Regions from separate parts of the Homo sapiens genome. Here region 1 is linked to region 2. The links are chromatin loops, found by intact Hi-C in ENCODE. Cell type or tissue: HepG2. All regions are shown on one strand. Links, peaks and the distances in the headings refer to the core of each region. The heading gives the core; the rest is flanking DNA.

Evidence for each region. A loop is a pair of places that touch in the nucleus more often than their neighbours do. Peaks named below come from ENCODE experiments on the same cell type or tissue, not always from the same donor. Only the 100,000 strongest peaks of a DNase experiment are listed, where the experiment ranks them.
Region 1: a loop joins it to region 2, with 2.9 times the contacts of the local background. A loop is called at or near these places in 6 of 110 quality-filtered maps.

Annotation. Positions count from the first base shown.
Region 1 is chr13:81,158,983-81,169,958 of GRCh38, reverse strand. No RefSeq gene overlaps it. Among named protein-coding and RNA genes, the nearest start is that of LINC00564, 63 kb to the left of the region's middle. In HepG2, for the core only: no CTCF peak of the experiment used is centred there; a DNase peak (open chromatin) is centred at 5,938.
Region 2 is chr13:81,055,445-81,066,420 of GRCh38, reverse strand. No RefSeq gene overlaps it. Among named protein-coding and RNA genes, the nearest start is that of LINC00377, 43 kb to the right of the region's middle. In HepG2, for the core only: a CTCF peak has its summit at 5,005 (motif pointing left); no DNase peak of the experiment used is centred there.

The sequences.
Region 1 (10,976 bases), core at 3,628-8,627, 100 kb before region 2:
GAAATATGAAAACCAGGATTTGAATAGAGAGAGGAAAAAAATTGGGAAGAACAGCTTGAGTAGAAGTAGGAAAAGGGAAAAGTAGAAGGAGGGCATGGGATATTGTTTTACCTTTTTTGCAAGCAATGTATTAAATTATTCATTGGCTCAATTTATATTGATAAATTTATAAATTATATTTCAAAATAAAATTTATGCCATGCTATGCCCTTGCAATTCTTTTACTGGGTATAAATACCAAAGCCATGATCAATATGACCATTAAGGAGCATATTCAAGGGTAGGCAGTGTATAGTTGTTTATTTGCTAGGGAGTTGAGGCAACCTGTGTGTCTGTCCTTGAGTGAGCTTATAGAAAGTGGTGGATGGATATCATAGAATACTATGCAGAAGATACAGAAATGCTGATGGTTTTGGAAAATGTAGTTGAAATGACAATGTAATCTATAAAATAGCATTATGTATTCAAACTTAAAATAAGCATGCACAATAATACATTTTCTACAGAAATATGTAAATATAAGGATTTGCACAAAATGGTGAAAATGGAGATAAAAGGAAAAAATCAAACAAGCATATAAACAAATTGATAAATAATAAAAAGCCTTAGGCTGATGGAAATAATGTGTATGTTTGAGGAGTATGATTAACTTAAGCTTTTTCACCTGAGGCTTAACTAGGAAAAGAAGAAAGACTAGAATTTTAGCCTTCAATAGGGCAAATGAAATAGAACTTGAACAGCTGTGGAACTTGAGATAAACCTTAGGTTGCTGCTGTTTTTCTTTCTAGAATGGGAAATATTTGGGTCTCAAATTTCCTCATGACTTTCTATACGAATTGAACTTTTCTATTCACACATAAAGCCAGATCTTTTCTAATTCAAATTTTCTTTTCATTTTAATTCTATACCTCCTGTTTCATTGCATATATCATGAAAGAACAATTTGCACACACAAAAAAATTACTTTGAACTGGGAAAAGTGACAAAAGCAGTTTCCTGAATGAGGCAGCATCACATTTGGGAATTCAACATAGTCTTGTTTCTTCTAGTGTCACACATTTATCATGAGCATAAAGAAAATATTTCATCCATTCATCTATAGTTTTTATAATTTCACACGGAAAAAAGGGTTAAGCAGAAAAGTATTCCAACTACAATTGCATTCAGGACATGAAAATATTTTGTTTTTATGTATACTATACTAGCAACAAATAAAATAAACAGGACTTCAGGAATATGGTATATTTGTCTCTGTCCCTGTAGCTGGCAAACCACAAATTTTCAGACATAGAAAATCAAGTCTTCAGTTTTACCTTCTCATTATTAAAAGTGAGACTATTGGACAGGCATGGTGGCTCATGCCTGTAATCCCAGCACTTTGGGAGGCTGAGGCCCACGGACCACTTGATGCCAGGAATCCGAGAGCGGCCTGGCCAGCATAATGAAACCTCATCTCTATTAAAAATACAAAAAGTTAGCTGGGCATGGTAGTGTACCCCTGTAATCCCAGCTACTTAGGAGGCTGAGGCATGAGAATCGCTTGAACCGGGAGGCAGAGGTTGCAGTGAACCAAGATAGTGCCACTGCACTCCAGCCTGGGGGATAGAGCATGACTCTGTTAAAAAAAAAAGAAGGAAGGAAGGAAGGAAGGAAGGAAAGAAAGAAAGAAAGAAAGAAAGAAAGAAAGAAAGAAAGAAAGAAAGAAAGAAAGAAAGAAAAAAAGAAAGAAAGAAAGAAAGAAAGAAAGAGAAAGAAAGAGAGAAAGAAAAGAAAGAAAGAGAAAGAAAGAGAGAAAGAAAGAGAGAAAGAAAGAAAGAAAGAAAGAAAGAAAGAAAGAAAGAAAGAAAGAAAGAAAAAGAAAGAAAGAAAAAAAGAAGTAAGGCTATCATTCTCAGCATAGCTCTTATTCAGTGAAAGGGGAAAAAATCAAATTTAAAACAAAAATATGACCACATTAAACTAACCAGTTACTGGCTCAACATAATAGCTTCTTGGAGGTAGAATTTTGGAATAAGCAATTGTAAGATAATTTTTTTCAGAGTTAGAGATATTGCTGTGCTCTATAAATAAATTAGTTAACTAGTATGGGAAATTTTCAACATTGAGATATTATTGTTAAAAATTGCCAACCAAGAAGATCAGTATTCCTAATGCTGTATTTTATATTTTAGAGACAACACTCTGCTTATCTAAGGAGAAAATAATAAACGTATTTACAGCACAATTTTATTTTAGGAGTAGCTGTTTTTCTGAAATTAGTCATCTTTTGTGCTGGCTTTATGAAGGCCAGACTGCGGTTGTAGTTAATAATCGGGAATAAAAATAACGCTTCTTCTCCACTGACCTGAGGAGTATTCACACGAAGCCAATTTTTTACACTCATTCCTCTCTTCGATAAAGTTACACAGCATAATGAGAAAGAAGAATGACAAAGGACAGAGCTATACCTATCTTAAAAACATTTGGTAGAAAGTACTACATTTGCTGTTCTGTCATGAGTAAGGTATGATGGCACTGTATGCAAACTAGTATCAACTCTTATTTTCAACGTGTTTAACATGTAGTACCTCATTGTGACTTCACAAAAACTATAGGAGATAGAAAGGAGACATTTCAAATTTTCATTGTATAGATATGGAAACTAATTTCAATAATTTGTGACTTTCTCAGTATTTCAAGAAATAAATCCTAAAATTAAAATTCAATTATATTTCTTCTGTCTCAAGAGACAAACCAGATTCTTTACATATAGTGCATGTCTTGCTATGCATAGTCAATGTAGTATGGCTCTGTGTCTCCACCCAAATCTCATCTCCAGTTGTAATCCCCATAATCTCTACCTGTTGAGGGCAGGACAAGGTGGGAGGTGATGAAATCATGGGAGCAGCTTTCCCCATGCTGTTCTCGTGATAGTGAGTGAGTTCTCATGAGATCTGATGGTCTTAGAAGGCAGTTTTCCCTGTTCTTGCTCACTTTCTCTGTCGCCTGCCACCATGTAAGACGTGCCTCTTCCCTTTTTGCTGTGATTGTAAGTTTCCTGAAGCTTCCTTAGCCATGCAGAACTGTTAGTCAATTAAACCTCTTTTCTTTATAAATAACCCAGTTTCAGTTATGGTATATCTTTATAACAGTGTGAAAATGAACTAATACAATAGTCTTATGTTTAAATTAGTCATTGTGAAATGACAACAAATAATGAAAAAGTGTAAAAAGATATAGGTAAGAACAGTAATTTGCTAAAATACATGAGATAACACACAATTGAAATTAGACTTGATTATGAGGGCATGGAGGATCACAGCAGAATTTAAAGCATAAGAAATATGTAAAAGCTATATTTTAGGAAGCATAATCTGGCAGAAACATATCAAACGGGTTGAAATGTAAAGGCCTTAAAATCAGAGAGAACAAGAAACTAACGCAATCATCCTGGTGTGAGATAAGAGTCTACCTTAGGGTTAAGGCAGATCAATTAATGAGAGAGAAACAAAATCCAGACATATTTTAATTAAAAGCATGATGAAATCAGGGACTTGACGTAAGTAGGGTAAAAAAATGAGGCAGGGATAAAATTATAGGTGAAAATATTATATTCAATTACTTTTAATGATAGGGCAATATTCTTAAAATAATGCTTTAGTTATATTTAAAAATGCTCATTTTTAAACTTTTCATCCAAAGGAGAGATGGGCTGATAATAAGTGACTCCATTCAAAAGGCATTTTTCCTAATCAAAGAGATGAGCATGTAAAATAACTATAAGTGGAATTTCATTAACATGAAACAGAGCAAAAAAAGAAGAGCCTTTTGGCAAATAAAGCATGCTCACTAGTGAGCATAGCAGTAGCCCACTAGTCAGTTCCTGCTTCTGTAAACAAGTTTTTTTATTTAAGAAAGAGAAAATAAAATCATACGTTTAATAAACAAATATGCCACTTAATACTTGGAGAAGGTTAATTTTCCTTGAATTAATCTGTGACTGAGTTTCCCGCATGTTGATATTCAGTATGCATAGTTATTTTTTTAATTGTCTAAAACATGTAAAATAAATTACCATTTTAACCACCTCAGAGTGTAAAATTCAGTTATGTAACCATCATTACCATCTAATTCAAGAAACTTTTGATATGGTTTGGCTGCATCCCAACCCAAATCTCATATTGAATTCCCTTGTGTTTAGGGAGGGACCCAGTAGGAGGTAATTGAATCATGGGGCAGGCCTTTCCCCTGCTGTTCTCCTGATAGTGAATAAGCCTCATGAGATCTGATAATTTTATAAGGGGGAGTTCCCCTGCACAATCTCTGTCTTTGCCTGTCTCCATCCATGTAAGATGTGACTTGCTCCTCCTTGTCTTCTACCATGATTGTGAGGCTTACCCAGCCATGTGGAACTGTAAGTCCATTAAACCACCTTTTTCCCCAGTCTTGGGTATGTCTTTATCAGCAGTGTGAAAATGGACTAATACAGTAAATTGGTACCAGTATAGTAGGGCGTTACTGAAAAGATACCCAAAAATGTGGAAGCAACTTTGGAACTGGATAACAGGCAGAGGTTGGAACAAATTGGAGGGCTCAGAAGAAGACAGGAACATGTGGGAAAGTCTGGAATTTCCTAGAGACTTGTTGAATGACTTTGCCCAAAATACTGATGGTGACATGAACAATGACGTCCAGGCTGAGGTGGTCTCAGATGGAGATGAGGAACTTGTTGGGAACTGGAGCGAAGGAGACTCCTGTTAGGTTTTAGCAAAGAGACTGGAGGCATTTTGCCCCTTCCCTGGAGATCTGTGGAACTTTGAACTTGAGAGAGATTATTTGGGATATCTGGAAGAGGAAATTTCAAAGCAGCAAAGCATTCAAGAGGTGACTTGCGTGCTGTTAAAGGCATTTAGTTTTGTAAGGGAAAGAGAGCATAAAAGCCCGGAAAATTTGCAGCCTGACAATTTAATAGAAAAGAAAATCCCATTTTCTGAATAGAAATTCAAGCCAGCTGCAGAACTTTTCATAAGTAACGAGGAGCCCACTGTTAATCACCAAGACAATGAGGAAAATATCTCCAGGACATGTCAGAGGTCTTCAAGGCATCTCCTCCCATCACAGGCCCAGAGGCCTAGGAGGAAAACATGGTTTCATGGGCCAGGCCCAGGGTCCCTTAGCTGTGTGCAGCCTAGGGACAGGGTGACCTGCATCCCAGCTGCTCTAGCCATGGTTGAAAGAGGCCAACATAGAGCTTTGGCTGTGGCTTCAGAGGGTGCAAGCCACAAGCCTTGACAGCTTCCATGTAGTGTTGAGCCTGGGAGTGCACAGAAGTCAATAATTGGGGTTTGGGAACTTCTGCCTAGATTTCAGAAGATGTATGGAACTGCCTGGATGCTCAGGCAGAAATTTGCTGCAGGGGTGAGGCCCTCATTGAAAACCCCTGCTAGGACCGTGCAGAAGGGAAATGTGGGATCGTTGCCCCCACACAGAGTTCCTACTGGGGCACCACCTAGTGGAGCTGTGAGAAGAGGGCCACCCTCCTCCAGACCCCAGAATGGTAGATCTACTGACAGCTGGTACCATTCACCTGGAAAAGTCGCAGACACTGAACGCCAGCCTGTGAAAACAGCTGAGAGGGAGGCTGTACCCTGCAATGCCACAGGGAGGGAGCTGCCTAAGACCATAGGAACCCACTTCTTGCATCAGTGGACCTTGATGTGAGACATAGAGTCAAAGGAGATCATTTTGGAGATTTAAGATTTGACTGCCCTGCTGGATTTCAGACTTCCATGGGGCTTGTAGTCCTTTAGTTTTGGCCAATTTCTCCCTTTTGGAATGGCTGTATTTACCCAATGCCTGTACCCTCATTGTATCTAGGAAGTAACTAACTTGCTGTTGATTTTACCAGCTCATAGGCACAAGGGACTTGCCTTGTCTCAGATGAGACTTTGGACTTTGGACTTTTGAGTTAATGATGAAATGAGTTAAGACTCTGGGGGACTGTTGGGAAGGTATGATTGGTTTTGAAATGTGAGGACATGAGGTTTGAGAGAGGCCGGGGTAGAATGATAGGGTTTGGCTGTGTCCCCATCCACATCTCATCTTGGCAAACATCACTCACTCCCAGGCAAATGTTTATCTGCTTGCAGTCCCTATGGATTTGCTAATTCTGGATATTTGACATAAAAGAAACTGTACAGTATGTGGTCTTTTGTGTCTGGCTTTTTTCACTTACGATAATGTTCTCAAGGTTCACCCACGTTGTAACTTGTATTAGTACTTTATTCTCTTTGTGGAAAAATAATATTCCATTGTATAGATATGGCATCATTTCTTTATCCATTTACCAACTGATCAACATTCAGGGTGTTTTCACCTTTTAGCTATGATGATAGCACTGCTATGAACATTTGTTAAGGCGTTTATGTTTGAATCCCTATTTTCAATTTGGAGGATATATATTTAGAAGTGGAGTTGCTGGTTCATGGTAATTCTACGTTTAACTTATTGTGGAGCCAGTGAACTCTTTTTCACAGTAGCTTCACCATTGTATAGTCCCAAAAACAATGTATGAGGGTTTCAATTTTTCCACGTCTTTGCCAACACTTGTTATTTTTCATTTTTTGTTTGTTACAGCCATTTTACTGCATATACAGTGGTATATTTCTGTGGTTTTGATTTGTGTTTCCCTAATAATGACATTGAGAATCCTCTGTTGGCCATTTGTGTATGTTCTTTGGAGAAATGACTATTCAAGATTTGCTCATTTTTATTAGATTATTTGTTTTGAGTTATATGAATATTTATATACTCTGGTTACAAAACTTGTATTAGATGCATGATATGCAAATTTTTTTCTATTTTGTACAGTGGTCTTTTCATTCTCTTTTCTCTCTTTTTTTTTTTTTTTTTTTTTTTGGTGACAGGGTCTTGCTCTGTCACACAGATTGGAGTGCAGTGATGCAATCATGGCTCACTGAAGCCTTCAACTCCTGTGCTTAAGCAATCCTCCTGCCTCAGCTTCCCAGGTAGCTGGGACTACAGTCATGAATCCCCGCACCTGGCTAATTTTCTTTTCTTTTTTTTTTTTTTTTTTTTTGGTTTTTGGTGGAAACGGGGTCTTGCTATGTTCCCCAGGCTGGTCTCCAATTCCTGGGCTTAAGTGATCCTCCCACCTCAGCCTCACAAAATGCTAATTACAAGTGTGAGCTACTGTGCCCAGCCTTTTCATTCTCTTCATGTGTCCTTCAATGCACAATTTTTTAAAGTTTTGATGAAGTCCAATTTTCTCTCTTTTGTTGTGTGTGGGTTTGTTATCACATTTAAGAAATCATTACCAAATTCAAGATCAAGAAGATCCACTCTTATCTTTTCTCTAAAAGTTGTGTTGTTTTAGCTCTTCTATTTAGTTTGTCTATCCTTTTTGAATTAATTTTTGTATGTGGTGTGAAATAAGGGTCCAACTTTCATTTTTTTTGCCTGTAGATATCCAGTTTTCCCTGCACCACTTGTTAGTCTATTCTTTCCTTGGTGAGTACTCACAGCATCTTATTGAAAATCAATTGACCATAGATGTATTTATAATAATAATACTTCTAAAAACAAAATAATAGATGTATTTATTTCTGAACTCTGAATTGTGTTACATTGATCTGTATGTCTATCCTTATGCCAGTACCACCTCATTTTGATTAATGTGGCTTTATGTAGGTTTTGAAATTGAGAAGTGTGAGTCCTTCAACTCTATTCTTTTTGGAGATCATTTTGACGGTTCAGAGTCCCTATAAATTTAAGAATTAGCTTTTCCATTTCTGCAAATTGACATTGAAATTTAAATAGGACTTGTATTCCATCTGTTGATCATTTGAGGGAATATTGTCATATTAAAAATATAAAGTATTCTAAAACATGAACATAGAATGTCTTCCCACTTATTTGGCTATTTTAAAATTTCTTTAACCAGTGTTTTGTAGTTTTCAGTGTCTAAGTCTGATGGCTTTTAGCATTTATTCCTATTTTATTCTTTTGGATGCAGTTGTAAATGAAATTATTTCCCTAATGCCTTTTTTGCTTGTTCATTGCTGGTATATAGAAATAAACCTCATTTCTGGTGTTGTACTTGTATTCTGTAACTTTGCTGAATGTATTAGTGCCCATAGCTTCTTATGAATTCTTTAGGATTTTCTGTGTATAAAGTCATGTTATTATTAATACAGTTTTACTTTTTATTTTTCAATTTGAATGCCTTTTTTTTTTTCTGAGATAGAGCTCCCTCTGGCACCCAGGCTGGAGTGCAGTGGTGCAATCTCTCACTGCAGCCTCGAAATCCTGGGCTCAAGCAATCCCCCAACCTATGCCTTCTGAGTAACTGGGAACATAGACATGCACCACCATACCTGGGTAATTTTTTGGATATTTTATAATTACAGGGTTTCACCATGTTGCCCAAGCTGATCTCGAACTCCTGAGCTTAAGTAATCTGCCCACTTCAGCCTTTCAAAATGCTGGGATTGCAGGCATGAGGCACTGCACCCAGCCATGATTGCTTTTTACATGTTGAATCTCTCTTGCATTCCTGGGATAAATACTATTTGTTCATGGTGTATAATCTTTTAAAATATGCTGCTGGATTTGTTTCCTAGTGTTTTACTGAGGATTTTAAAAGATTCAACTTTTGTTTAGATTCAGAGGGTATATGTGCAGGTTTGTTACATGGGTATATTGTGTGATGCTGGGGTTTGGGATATGGATAATCCCATCACCCAGGTAGTGAGCATAGTACCCAATAGGTAGTTTTTCAGCCCACTCCCCACCTCTTTCCTTTCCCTTTCTAGTAGCCCTAAGTTTCTATTATTACAATCTCTATGTCCTTGTGTACTCAAAGTTTAGCTCCCACTTGTGTGAGAACATGTGGTATTTGGTTTTCTGTTCCTGTGTTAATTCACTTAGGATAATGGCCCCCAGCTGCATCCACATTGCCACAAAGTACATGATTTCATTCTTTTTTAATGGCTGCATAGTGTCCCATAGGGTATCTATATCACATTTTCTTTATTCAATCCACCATTGATGGGCACCTAGGTTAATCCCATGTCTTTATTATTGTGAATAGGACTGCAATTAATATATGAGCGCATTCATCTTTTTTGTTGAATGATGTATTTTCCTTTGGGTATATATCAAGTAATGGGATTGCTGGATTAAATGGTAAAGAATTTTTGTTTCTATATTCATAAGGAAAACTGGTGTGTAATTTTGTTTTACAGTACTATAGTATTATGTCTGGGTTTCTTAACAGAGTAATGCTAAACTGAGGGAATGAGCTTGAAAATGTTCTCTTATGTTTTTGGAATAGTTTAAGAATGATCGGTATGTGTGCCTTTGTAAATTGCTTGGTAGAATTAATCAACAAAGCATATAGTCCTCAGAACTTCTTTGTTATGAGGTCAGGAACAGATGTTAAGTTGGTTCATTTTAATGGTGGAGGTAGGGGCTACCAGCCTAGAAATGCACGGAGACATTGAAAGATTAAAACTCATGGAAGTGGATTCCTGCCTGGTGTCTCCAAAAGGAACATAGCCTTGTGGATCCATTTTAGATTCTGACTGCCGGAGCTACTTGAGAATAAATTTGTGTTGTTTTAAGCCACCATGTCTGTAGTAGAATGTTATAACATCATTAAGGAACGAATACAGCAGATATTCAATTATATTTCAAAATCATGAATTTCACTGCACAATTTAGCCAATGATTTCTAGTACAATCGTGTGTCACCTAATGACAGGGAAATACTCTGAGAAATAAGTCATTAGGTTATTTTGTTGTTGTGTGGACATCATAGAGTGTACTTACAGAAACCTAGATGGTATTGCCTACTCCACTCCCAGGCTATATGGTAGAGCCTATTGCTCCTGGGCTACAAACCTGTAAAGCATGTTTCTATACTGAATACCATACACAATTGTATCACAATGGTAAGGATTTGTATATCTAAACATAGAAAAGATACAGTAAAAATAAATATTATATTCTCTTATGGGATCACCAGCCTATATGCAGTTCACTGTTGATCTAAATGTCATTCTCAGCGCATGACTCTATATTTTCATTAGGATTTTGGACCTAGTCATATCCCTGTCTTCTGTGAGCTATGAAACTACTTTTCTCTTCAATATTGTTTATGACTCTTTTCAAGGTTTATATCCTGAGTTGTCCCTTTTTCACAGTTATATATGCAAAGTATTAGCAGGTTATATTAGTCTGTTCTCACACTGCTGTAAAGAAATACCTCACACTGGGTAATTTATTTAAAAAAGAGGTTTAATTGGCTCAAGGTTCTGAAGACTGTGTAGGAATCATAGCGGCTTCTGCTTCTGGGGAGGCCTCAGGAAATTCACAATCATGGTGGAAGGAGAAGTGAAAGCAGGCAGGGAAGGGAGAGAGGAGGGAAGTGCCACACACTTTTAAACAACCAGGTATCATGAGAAACTCTATCATGAGAATATCACCAAAGGGGTAATTTGCCCTCATGATTTAATCACCTCCCACCAGGACTCACCTCCAACACTAAGGATTACATTCTGACATGAAATTTGAGTAGGGACATAGATCCAAACAATATCACAGATATATGTATAAATATCATATTATGTTCTCTGAAAAGCTATATTTATTTGAGATAAAGCAGCGTAGATACTGCCGCATAGAATCTATTTACATAATGTTGCATTATGTTCTGTATCTATCAATGTTAAACTGAAATTATATATATTATAAATTTGTTCATTTTCTATTTGCATTGGGAAATTTAGTTTATAATCAGAAAAATGCTTCATTAGAATTTAAAGAAGGCAATTGGTTTTGTCTGATTTGTTTACAGATATATTCTCACTAATTAAAGTAGTTCGTGGAATATAGTAGACACTTCAAGTTATATATTAAATGAGTATTGCATATATATGTACACATGGTATATTACTCATAATATATAAATTTCT
Region 2 (10,976 bases), core at 2,640-7,639:
TGGTTCAATATACGCAAATCAATAAATGTAATCTAGCATATAAACAGAACCAAAGACAAAAACCACATGATTATCTCAATAGATGCAGAAAAGGCCTTTGACAAAATTCAACAACACTTCATGCTAAAAACTCTCAATAAATTAGGTATTGATGGGACGTATCTCAAAATAATAAGAGCTATCTATGACAAACCCACAGCCAATATCATCCTGAATGGGCAAAAACTGGAAGCATTCCCTTTGAAAACGGGCACAAGACAGGGATGCCCTCTCCCACCACTCCTATTCAACATAGTGTTGGAAGTTCTGGCCAGGGCAATTAGGCAGGAGAAGGAAATAAAGGGTATTCAATTAGGAAAAGAGGAAGTCAAATTGTCCCTGTTTGCAGATGACATGATTGTATATCTAGAAAACCCCGTTGTCTCAGCCCAAAATCTCCTTAAGCTGATAAGCAACTTCAGCAAAGTCTCAGGATACAAAATCAATGTACAAAAATCACAAGTATTCTTATACACCAATAACAGACAAACCGAGAACCAAATCATGAGTGAACTCCCATTCACAATTGCTTCAAAGAGAATAAAATACCTAGGAATCCAACTTACAAGGGATGTGAAGGACCTCTTCAAGGAGAACTACAAATGACTGCTCAATGAAATAAAAGAGGATACAAAGAAATGGAAGAACATTCCATGTTCATGGGTAGGAAGAATCAATATCGTGAAAATGGCCATATGGCCCAAGGTAATTTATAGATTCAATGCCACCCCCATCAAGCTACCAATGACTTTCTTCACAGAATTGGAAAAAACTACTTTAAAGTTCATATGGAACCAAAAAACAGCCCGCATCGCCAAGTCAATGCTAAGCCAAAAGAACAAAGCTGGAGGCATCACGCTACCTGACTTCAAACTATACTACAAGGCTACAGTAACCAAAACAGTATGGTACTGGTACCAAAACAGAGATATAGATCAATGGAACAGAACAGAGCCCTCAGAAATAAGGTCGCATATCTACAACTATCTGATCTTTGACAAACCTGAGAAAAACAAGCAATGGGGAAAGGATTCCCTATTTAATAAATGGTGCTGGGAAAACTGGCTAGTCATGTGTAGAAAGCTGAAACTGGATCCCTTCCTTACACCTTATACAAAAATTAATTCAAGATGGATTAAAGACTTAAATGTTAGACCTAAAACCATAAAAACCCTAGAAGAAAACCTAGGTATCACCATTCAGGACATAGGCATGGGCAAGGACTTCATGTCTAAAACACCAAAAGCAATGGGAACAACAGCCAAAATTAACAAATGGGATCTAATTAAACTAAAGAGCTTCTGCACAGCAAAAGAAACTACCATCAGAGTGAACAGGCAACCTACAAAATGGGAGAAAATTTTCACAACTGACTCATCTGACAAAGGGCTAATATCCAGAATCTACAATGAACTCAAACAAATTTACAAGAAAAAAACAAACAACTCCATCAAAAAGTGGGTGAAGGACATGAACAGACACTTCTCAAAAGAAAACGTTTATGCAGCCAACAGACACATGAAAAAATGCTCACCATCACTGGCCATCAGAGAAATGTAAATCAAAACCACAATGAGATACCATCTCACACCAGTTAGAATGGCAATCATTAACAAGTCAGGAAACAACAGGTGCTGGAGAGGATGTGGAGAAATAGGAACACTTTTACACTGTTGGAGGGACTGTAAACTAGTTCAACCATTGTGGAAGTCAGTGTGGCGATTCCTCAGGCATCTAGAACTAGAAATACCATTTGACCCAGCCATCCCATTACTGGGTATATACCCAAAGGACTATAAATCATGCTGCTATAAAGACACATGCACATGTATGTTTATTGCGGCACTATTGACAATAGCAAAGACTTGGAACCAAGCCAAATGTCCAACAATGATAGACTGGATTAAGAAAATGTGGCACATATACACCATGGAATACTATGCAGCCATAAAAAAGGATGAGTTTATGTCCTTTGTAGGGACATGGATGAAATTGGAAATCATCATTCTCAGTAAACTATCGCAAGGACAAAAAACCAAACACCGCATGTTCTCACTCATAGGTGGGAATTGAACAATGAGAACACATGGACACAGGAAGGAGAACATCACACTCTGGGGACTGTTGTGGGGTGGGGGGAGGGGGGAGGGATAGCATTAGGAGATACACCTAATGCTAAATGACGAGTTAATGGGTGCAGCACGCCAGCCTGGCACATGTATACATATGTAACTAACCTGTACAATGTGCACATGTACCCTAAAACCTAAAGTATAATAATAATAAAATTAAAAAGAAAATTCTTATATAGTTAATACACACTTATACATTTTAAAAGCATAGCCTAAAATATAGGAAATATAGGTTGTATAATATTGCATGTGATTTGGATAAATAATTGAAAAATAAATACATAATGGAAACAAAATAAATATATCACTTTCATGCTTACATATGTGTGGAGACCAGATTGGTAGGGGAGACCCTAACCCAGTGGCACTAGAGGAATTACAAGACACACACAGATATATAGAGGTGTGGAGTGGGAAATCAGGGGTCTCACAGCCTTCAGAGCTGACAGCCTCGAACAGACATTTACCCACATATTTATTGACAGCAAGCCAGTGATAAGCATTGTTTCTATAGATTATAGCTGAACTAAAAGTATTCTTTATGGGAAATAAAGGGATGGGCCGAAATAAAGGGATGGGTTGGGCTAGTTATCTACAGCAGGAGTATGTCCTTAAGGCACAGATCACTCATGCTATTGTTTGTGGTTTAAGAATGCCTTTAAGCAGTTTTCTGCCCTGGGTGGGCTGGGTGTTCCTTGCCCTCATTCCAGTAAACCCACAACCTTCCAGTGTGGGCATCATGGCCACCAATATGTCACAGTGCTGCAGAGATTTTGTTTATGGCCAGTTTTGGGGCCCCTTATGGCCAGAGTTTGGGGGCCTATTCCCAACGCATATGTAAAATGAAGATGAGAATAGAGAATTAATATGATTTGGCTGTGTCTCTATCCAAATCTCATCTTTAATTGTAGCTCACATAATCCTCATGTGTTGTGGGAGGGACCCGGTGGGAGGTAATTGAATCTTGGGGGCGGGTCTTTCCCATGCTGTTCCCATGATAGTGAATAAGTCTCCTGGGATCTGATGGTTTTATAAAGGGCAGTTCCCCTGCACATGTTCTCTTGTCTGCTGCCATGTAAGATATGCCTTTGCTCCTCCTTTGCCATCCGCCATGATTGTGAGGCCTAAAATATTGGTTGTACAATATTGCATGTGATTTGGATAAATAATTGAAAATTAAATACATAATGGCAACAAAATAAATATATCCTCCCCAGCCATGTGGAACTGTGAGTCCATTAAACCTCTTCCCTTTATAATTACCCAGTCTGTGGTAATTAGCAGCATGAGAACAGACTAATACAAGAATTTTTCTTAATATAATCAGAATCAAATGCTAAATCTTAGATATCTGAATATTTAAAGCAAAAGCCTTCTTATCTTATTTGTTGAAATGGTATCTTTACCGTACAATTTTATTTTTATAATTTGACTAGATAAATTAGCACATTGTATACTATTTTTTCAAAATGTTCTTCATTTTCCATTTAATAAGTCCCAGTCTTTCTTAAGCAATAAGAACATTGGAATAAAGATAAGAATAAAGTAGGATTGCAATCCTACCTTTATATTTCCACAAAAGAGGAAGAATAGTTCACATTTATATAAAATTATATTTTCATTGAATTAAGTTAAGAAGAGTTGAGTAATGTCTTCTCTCTGACATACGGGAGTACAACATTCCAGGCCAAAAGTATTGCATTTTAAGCAATTGTCTCTGGAATGCCTGCTTTCCAACAATTAACTTGATTCTAGTGAGAAATACTTGCTTATCTCCCTCCCAATTAATAATTATTGCCCTTGTTTTACTTGCATGTCCCAGGTACTGAAAACCTGAAATGATATATTTGACTCAGGAGGAAAAGATTAACAATAGTTCCCTTCTTAGTAAGTTTTGTTGACGTTATTCTTTATAGATCTCATACGTTTATCATACTAGGATAGCTTTGACATTATCTCTTCTTATTAAGTTTAATACCACTGTCTTATTTACTAAATCTGTTGTTTATCTGTCATACTTTGTGCTTCTATATTTTGGGCTCTATATAGGAAACCAGGGAAGATATAGATGTTCCACATAAAAATCAAATTCACATATGATGCCATCAGCGAAATACCAAAAATGGCTGCTTGGAAGCTGTAAATGCCATACAAATACTCTTATGGCAATGAGGCTAGAAATGGGGAAAGACTGAAAGGCTTCCTCAGTTTGTAAGTCTCTTAATTCAGAATCGCAACCACCCTGTGTGTTTGCAGAGGAAATAGATAGTTTGTAAGCTGCTTCAATTTATTGCTTGAGAACATGTGGAGAAAGGGAATACAGGACATTTGGAAGAGCTCACAACAGTGTTGCTGAAACTCCATTTTAGACTGAGAACTGCTCTTCAACATATTTGTCCTGAAAGTTTGATGGGAAATTCTCTTGTCGCAAGTTGCACTAAACTACCACAAGGGGTTTTTCTTAGCGTTCTTTCATCAGGAACTCTGCGACAAATACTAAAAGCTGCAAAACAGAATGCCAAGCAATACTCTTGAGGGTAAGATATGGTATGTTAAAGCCTCTTGGACTGTTTATAGGTTATTTGGTGAATGTAAATATATCAAACATTACTACACTTTTCCATATGCTATCACTTAATTAACTTTAAAAATATTGCACTTACTTGTTCCTTATTTCATTGTATATGCCAATTTCAAAATATACCACATGAATGTACTCTGTTTTAACTGCAGAAAAGGGGAAAAATATTTTTCAACCAGGCTGGCAAATACAACATAAATGTTTAAAATGTTTATCACAAAGGACATCTTTTACATTTAGAATACTACTCCGCCATCTAGAGGAAAACTAAGAATCTAACACCCAGTGGGGGAAAAATTCAACTAGAATGAATTCTTCATACTTAGAATGTAAAAATTATGGTAAGTAAATAGTGTAAAGGGCCGGGCGCGGTGGCTCATGCCTGTAATCCCAGCACTTTGGGAGGCCAAGGCAGGCAGATCACGAGGTCAGGAGTTTGAGACCAGCATGGCCAGCAAGGTGAAACCCCCTCTCTACTAAAAATATGAAAAATTAGCCGGGCATGGTGGCACGTGCCTGTAGTCCCAGCTACTCGGGAGGCTGAGGCAGAAGAATTGCTTGAACCCGGCAGGTGGAGGTTGCAGTGAGCCGAGATTGTGCCATTGCACTCCAGCCTGGCAGCAGAGTAAGACTGCGTCTCAAAAAAAATTACATATATATATATATTATAGTAAAGTCGCCATCGACAGGAAGATTTTTTACTAACCTTGTTAATGTAGATCATAGAAGTAATAACAATAAAAAGACAATATTTACAAAAATAAATCGACAGACATGCTTAGCAGCAAAACAAGTAAAATGTGAATATATTGATCTTTGCTTCTTTCTGTTATACAGATGATATCTAATCTTCATAAATTGCATCTGAAAATTATTTGCTCTCTTTGTGTCTCATTAATAATAAAATTCTTTGGCTGCAAATCTATGCATTGGAATGCAGTTTCTAACTGCTGATGCCTTTTTCTTTTTAGATGATTGACCTTTATGTTCAATGCTGTAAATACATTAAAACCTACTGGCACTCTCCATACCTCTTTGCATGTATAACAAGAGCAAAAAGCACTGATTGTGCATTCACAGGTCACTTTCATAGAATGTTTAATTTTTAAAAAATATTTCTAATCCAGTATTGCTTTTTCTTAAGGAAGTGAAAGAGGTATTGCTTAAATAATTTTTCTGGGAATAGCAGTTTGCTGATTATATATATATGTAATATATAATCAAGAAATAGAATGTTACATATTATGTAATATATAATATAGCATATTATATATTATATAATATATAATCAAGAAATAGAGAGAAATCTGTCTCTCTCTCTCTCTCTATATATATATATACATATATACAATCTATATATCGTTATGTAGTCCCTTCTATGTCTGTATATATATATGGGGAGGGACTACATAACGATATATAGATTTCAATGCATCACTAACTTTTGTTGTTGCTGCCATTGCTGTTTCTTGCCTATGTTCAGCTTAGCACATTCCCTTTGTGTACAATCTGTGATTTCAGGCACGAAAATAAAGGAAGGTGCATGAAAAAGTCACTTTTCATTATTCTTGAGTGAATTTCTGTTAGAGAACAAGAAAACTCTCAGTAGCTTGTACTGAACCCCTGCTGTCTTTTAAAAGGTCTTCATGCAAATTGGCATTTTTTATATAGGTTACCTTGTGAAGAGAAGCTAATTCGGTGAAGGTCAATTTATCTCAAAGCAAGTGTGAAATGTGTAGTTTGTTGAATTGATCTATTATTTCATTGAATGTTAAAATAAACCACAATTCTGTTCAGGTGAAATCCAAACTCTTAAAATGACCATGACTCATGAATAAAATAAAATATGTACTTTTCAAAATAATTAAATAATGGGATCTACCCAGTCATCAAATAAATGACTTTTTGGAAACTATTAACAAGAAAGAGTACATTGATGTTCTTTGATTCTTTTCACATAAAGAAAAATGTAGGCCAGGAGCGATGGCTCACACCAGTAATTACACCACTTTGGGAGGCTGAAGCGGGAGGGTCAACTGAGGTCAGTAGTTTGAGACCAGCCTGGCCAGCATGGTGAAACCGTGTTATCTATAAAAATACAAAAATTAGCCAGGCATGGTGGCACCTACCTGTAATCCCAGCTACTCAGGAGGCTGAGGCAGGAGAATTGCTTGAACCCAGGAGGCGGAGGTTGCAGTGAACCGAGATCATGCCACTGCACTCCAGCCTGGGCGACAGAGTGAGACTCGGTCTCAAAAAAAAAGAAAAAGAAAAACGTGTTTGTTTTTATTTTCTATTAGTATCTCAGTGCAGTTTCATTGTGCCCTTCTGAATTATTAAGGATTAATATGTAAAATGATCTTCTCTGTCTTTTTAAAAAGCCTCTTTAAATGTAAAATAGAATACAGATGGAAGAAAACTGTAAACAGCAGTCACATGGCTTAGTAAATTCTTATAAATTTTAATAAGGTAAAAACTACAAAATCCAAGAAATATAACAAAGCCACAAACAGTAGAGGCTCCTCATGGGCTCAGATTCAGTCTCAAAACCACCCTTTCCCTCAAGATTAGCCAGCATCCTGACTCTTATATTAGTCATTTCCTTTCATATTATCAACGTTTTATCCTCCAGGTGTGCTTCCCAAATAACAGTTTAGTCTTGCCAACTTTATTTTAATTTTATGTTTCAGTCTTTTCTAATTTACAGATTCCCTTCTGTCCTTTTTATTTCCTTGTAACTTATTTGTTGAAAATCATGTGATGTTTGACATTTAGGTTTTTCTGCAGTCTGGATTTTGCTGATTGCATACTCATTTCAGGATGTTCCTCTGTCATTTATACTTTTTGCAAATTGCCAGTTGGCCCCAGAGTTTTCCTCAGATTCATTTTCAATTCCTTTGGCAAGACTATAGGTATTGTCTTGTTTTATCAAGAAGCACGTCTTGTGGTATAATCAGTGGTTGACCTTCCATGACTAAATCAATTGCTGCTGCCTAGTGAGTAGCAAATGGCAATAGCCAAATTAAAGGTAAAAACACGGTTCAATTACTGCCTGAGTCCACTTGGGCCACTATAACAAATAACCACAAACTAGAAATTTATTTCTCTTACTTCTGGAAGCTGGAATGTCCATGGCCAAGGCAGATTCAGTGTCTGGTCAGAGCCCAATTCCTGGCTCATAGACAGTGCCTTGTTTCTGTGTCCTTACATGGTGGAAGGGATGAGGAATGTCTCTCAGACCTCTTATAAGGGCATGAATCTTACTCACGAGGGGCCCAACCTATTACTTAATCATTGCCCAAAGGCTCCACCTCCTGAAACCATCCAACTTGGGAGTGAGGATTTCAAAACAGAGATTTTGGGGAGACATGAGTATTCAGACCATAGCAACTACTATTTGGTTTCATAGTAATATAACTCCTTTGGAAGGACAGGATAAATCTTTTCCTTTTATATCTTATTTTAAGGATAATGATTTGCTTCCCTATTATTTTCCTAAAATTGTCTAATTATTATTATTAAGAAATTATGACTTTAAACATATTTGATGAATTTAATTTAGTCTTACATATTACCACTTTTGGAGCTCAAATTGTATCATGTTTGCCCAGTGGCAGCCTCTTCAATATGACACCTGAGTCTTTTTGACATAACCTTTAACAATTTAAAAAAGAAAAGGCATGTCTATTACTGGGCACAAAGATTATTTATCTCAATTTTTATTGTTTATATACATAATATGTCTGTAATCCAATAAAGAAATGTATACACACATACACACCATGAATATAAATCATCCACATTCAATAGATATCAAAAGAAGAAGATACATAAAGGGCCCAAATGTTGGAATTACTAGGGAAAAAAATATTTATAAATAACTTTTGCATTATAAAGAATCTAGTGGAAAAGGTATCAAATATGCATAACCAGAGATAGAATATTATAATACACAGAAATGGAAACTATAAAAATGAGATTAATGAAAACGCATGCACGCACACACACAAACATACACACACGCATACATATGTGTAAGAAATGAGAATGTCCTCAGTGGGTTATCAGCAAATTGAACACAGCAGAGAAAAGAATCATTGAATTTGAAGACAATTAGTTAAAAGTTATTCCAGCTGAAATTTTTTAAAAAGTTGGAAAAAGAAACAGAACAAATACATAACTGATCTCAAAGAAATGAAAACTTATTTCCACACAAAATTCTGCTCATGTGGCCAGGCGCAGTGGCTCATGGCTGTAATCCCAGCACTTTGGTAGGCCCAGGCGGATGGATCACCTGCAGTTAGGAGTTCAAGACCAGCCTGACCAAATGGTGAAACCCCATCTCCACTAAAAATACAAAATTAGCTGGGTGTGTGTGCACATACCTTTAATCCCAGCTACTCAGGAGGCAGAGGCAGGAGAATCAATTAAACCTGGGAGGCAGAGGTTGCAGTGAGCCGAGATCGTGCCATTGCACTTCAGCCTGGGCAACAAGAGCGAAAGTCCGTCTCAAAAAAAAAAAAAAAATCTGCTTATGAATATTCATTACAAATCTTATTTGTAATATCCCAAAACTGGTGACAATGATGTGATGGGGACGTTACACCAAAATATGGTACCTGGGCATTTGAGAAAACAGCAGATTCAGGAAGATCACCGTCACCTTCCTCTTGCTCTTCTTTCCTGAAGCAAGTCATAAAATCTTTATTTCAGAGGCACTTTCCCTATGCTTGGAGAAAAAGTAACATCCATATCCTAGAAGACACAGAGACGCCAAGAAGAATCTGAATATACAGGCCTTACAAAATTCCTAGAACTTAGTTTATGACCATTAGATCAGATCCCCATTGTGCAATCGTACTTCTACATGACTGTCTACCCTTCATCAAACTTAACATAAAAATGCGTGGGGTTTTCCGTTTCTTTGGGTCTTCATTTTTGAATGTACCTGTGTTACATAACACATATTAAATAAATGTGTATATTTTTCTGTCATTAATTTATCTTTTGTTATAGACATCTCAGCAGTAAACCTTGAGTTGAGTGAAAAAATAATATTATTTTTTCTCTCCTAAAAACACAAATATCCTTCAATAAATAAATTGTTAAACTCTGGTATATCTATTCAATATCCATCCAATTTAATAATAACCAGGGCCGGGCGCAGTGGCTCACGCCTGTAATCCCAGCACTTTGGGAGGCTGAGGCAGGCCGATCACTAGGTCAGGAGATCGAGACCATCCTGGCCAACGTGGTGAAACCTCGTCTCTACTAAAATACAAACAATTAGCCAGGCGTGGTGGTGCGTGCCTATAGTCCCAGCTAGTGGGGAGGCTGGGGCAGGGGAATCACTTGAGCCTGGGAGGCAGAGGTTGCAGTGAGCTGAGATCGTGACACTGCACTCCAGCCTGGCGACAGAACAAGACTGTCTCAAAATAAAAAAATAATAATAATAATACCCAAACATATGCAGTAACACACGATTAATACATGTAACAACTTGGATGGATCTCAAGAACATTATCTTGGGTGAACAAAAGTTAATCTTAAAAAGTTGTGTGGCTTCATTTGTATAACATTTTCAAAATAACAAAATCAGAGATATGGAGAACATATCAGTGATTGATATGGATTAAGAAAGGGGTGAGAAGCAACTTTAAAAGAATAGCACAAAGTATTGCCTGTCAATTTCCAACTTTTAAAATTTATTTTTGATAGCACTTTATATATACATATATAGATATATATAACTTTTTATTATTACTCCCACATTTTGGTGGCTTCGTATTTTTTTATTTATTCAATATATTGTAATACACTGTGCTGTACTTGTCATAGATTTTTTAGATTGAAATTTAATTCACTTGTTTTTCTTCTTTATTTGGGAAGTGAAGTTTATGGATTTTCCTCAGTGGATTTTTCCAGATTGATTACAGAGATTCTAGTATGTTGGACTATCTTTACTGCTATTTTTGATGTTTTGCAATTATATATACTTGTGTCTCTCTTAGGCAGAAACATAGTATAAAGGCATGTTTTCTTTTTGCCATGTGGATGGGGGCTTTTTTTTCAGTTGTGTTTAATTTCTGATTTTATTGCATTTTGCTCCAATATTTTTATATGATTTTCATTTTTATAATTTATAGAATTATTTTAGTATGGCCTAAGATATGGTCAATAACAATATTATTTTTAATTCAGCTAAAAACTCTATTCCCTAATAA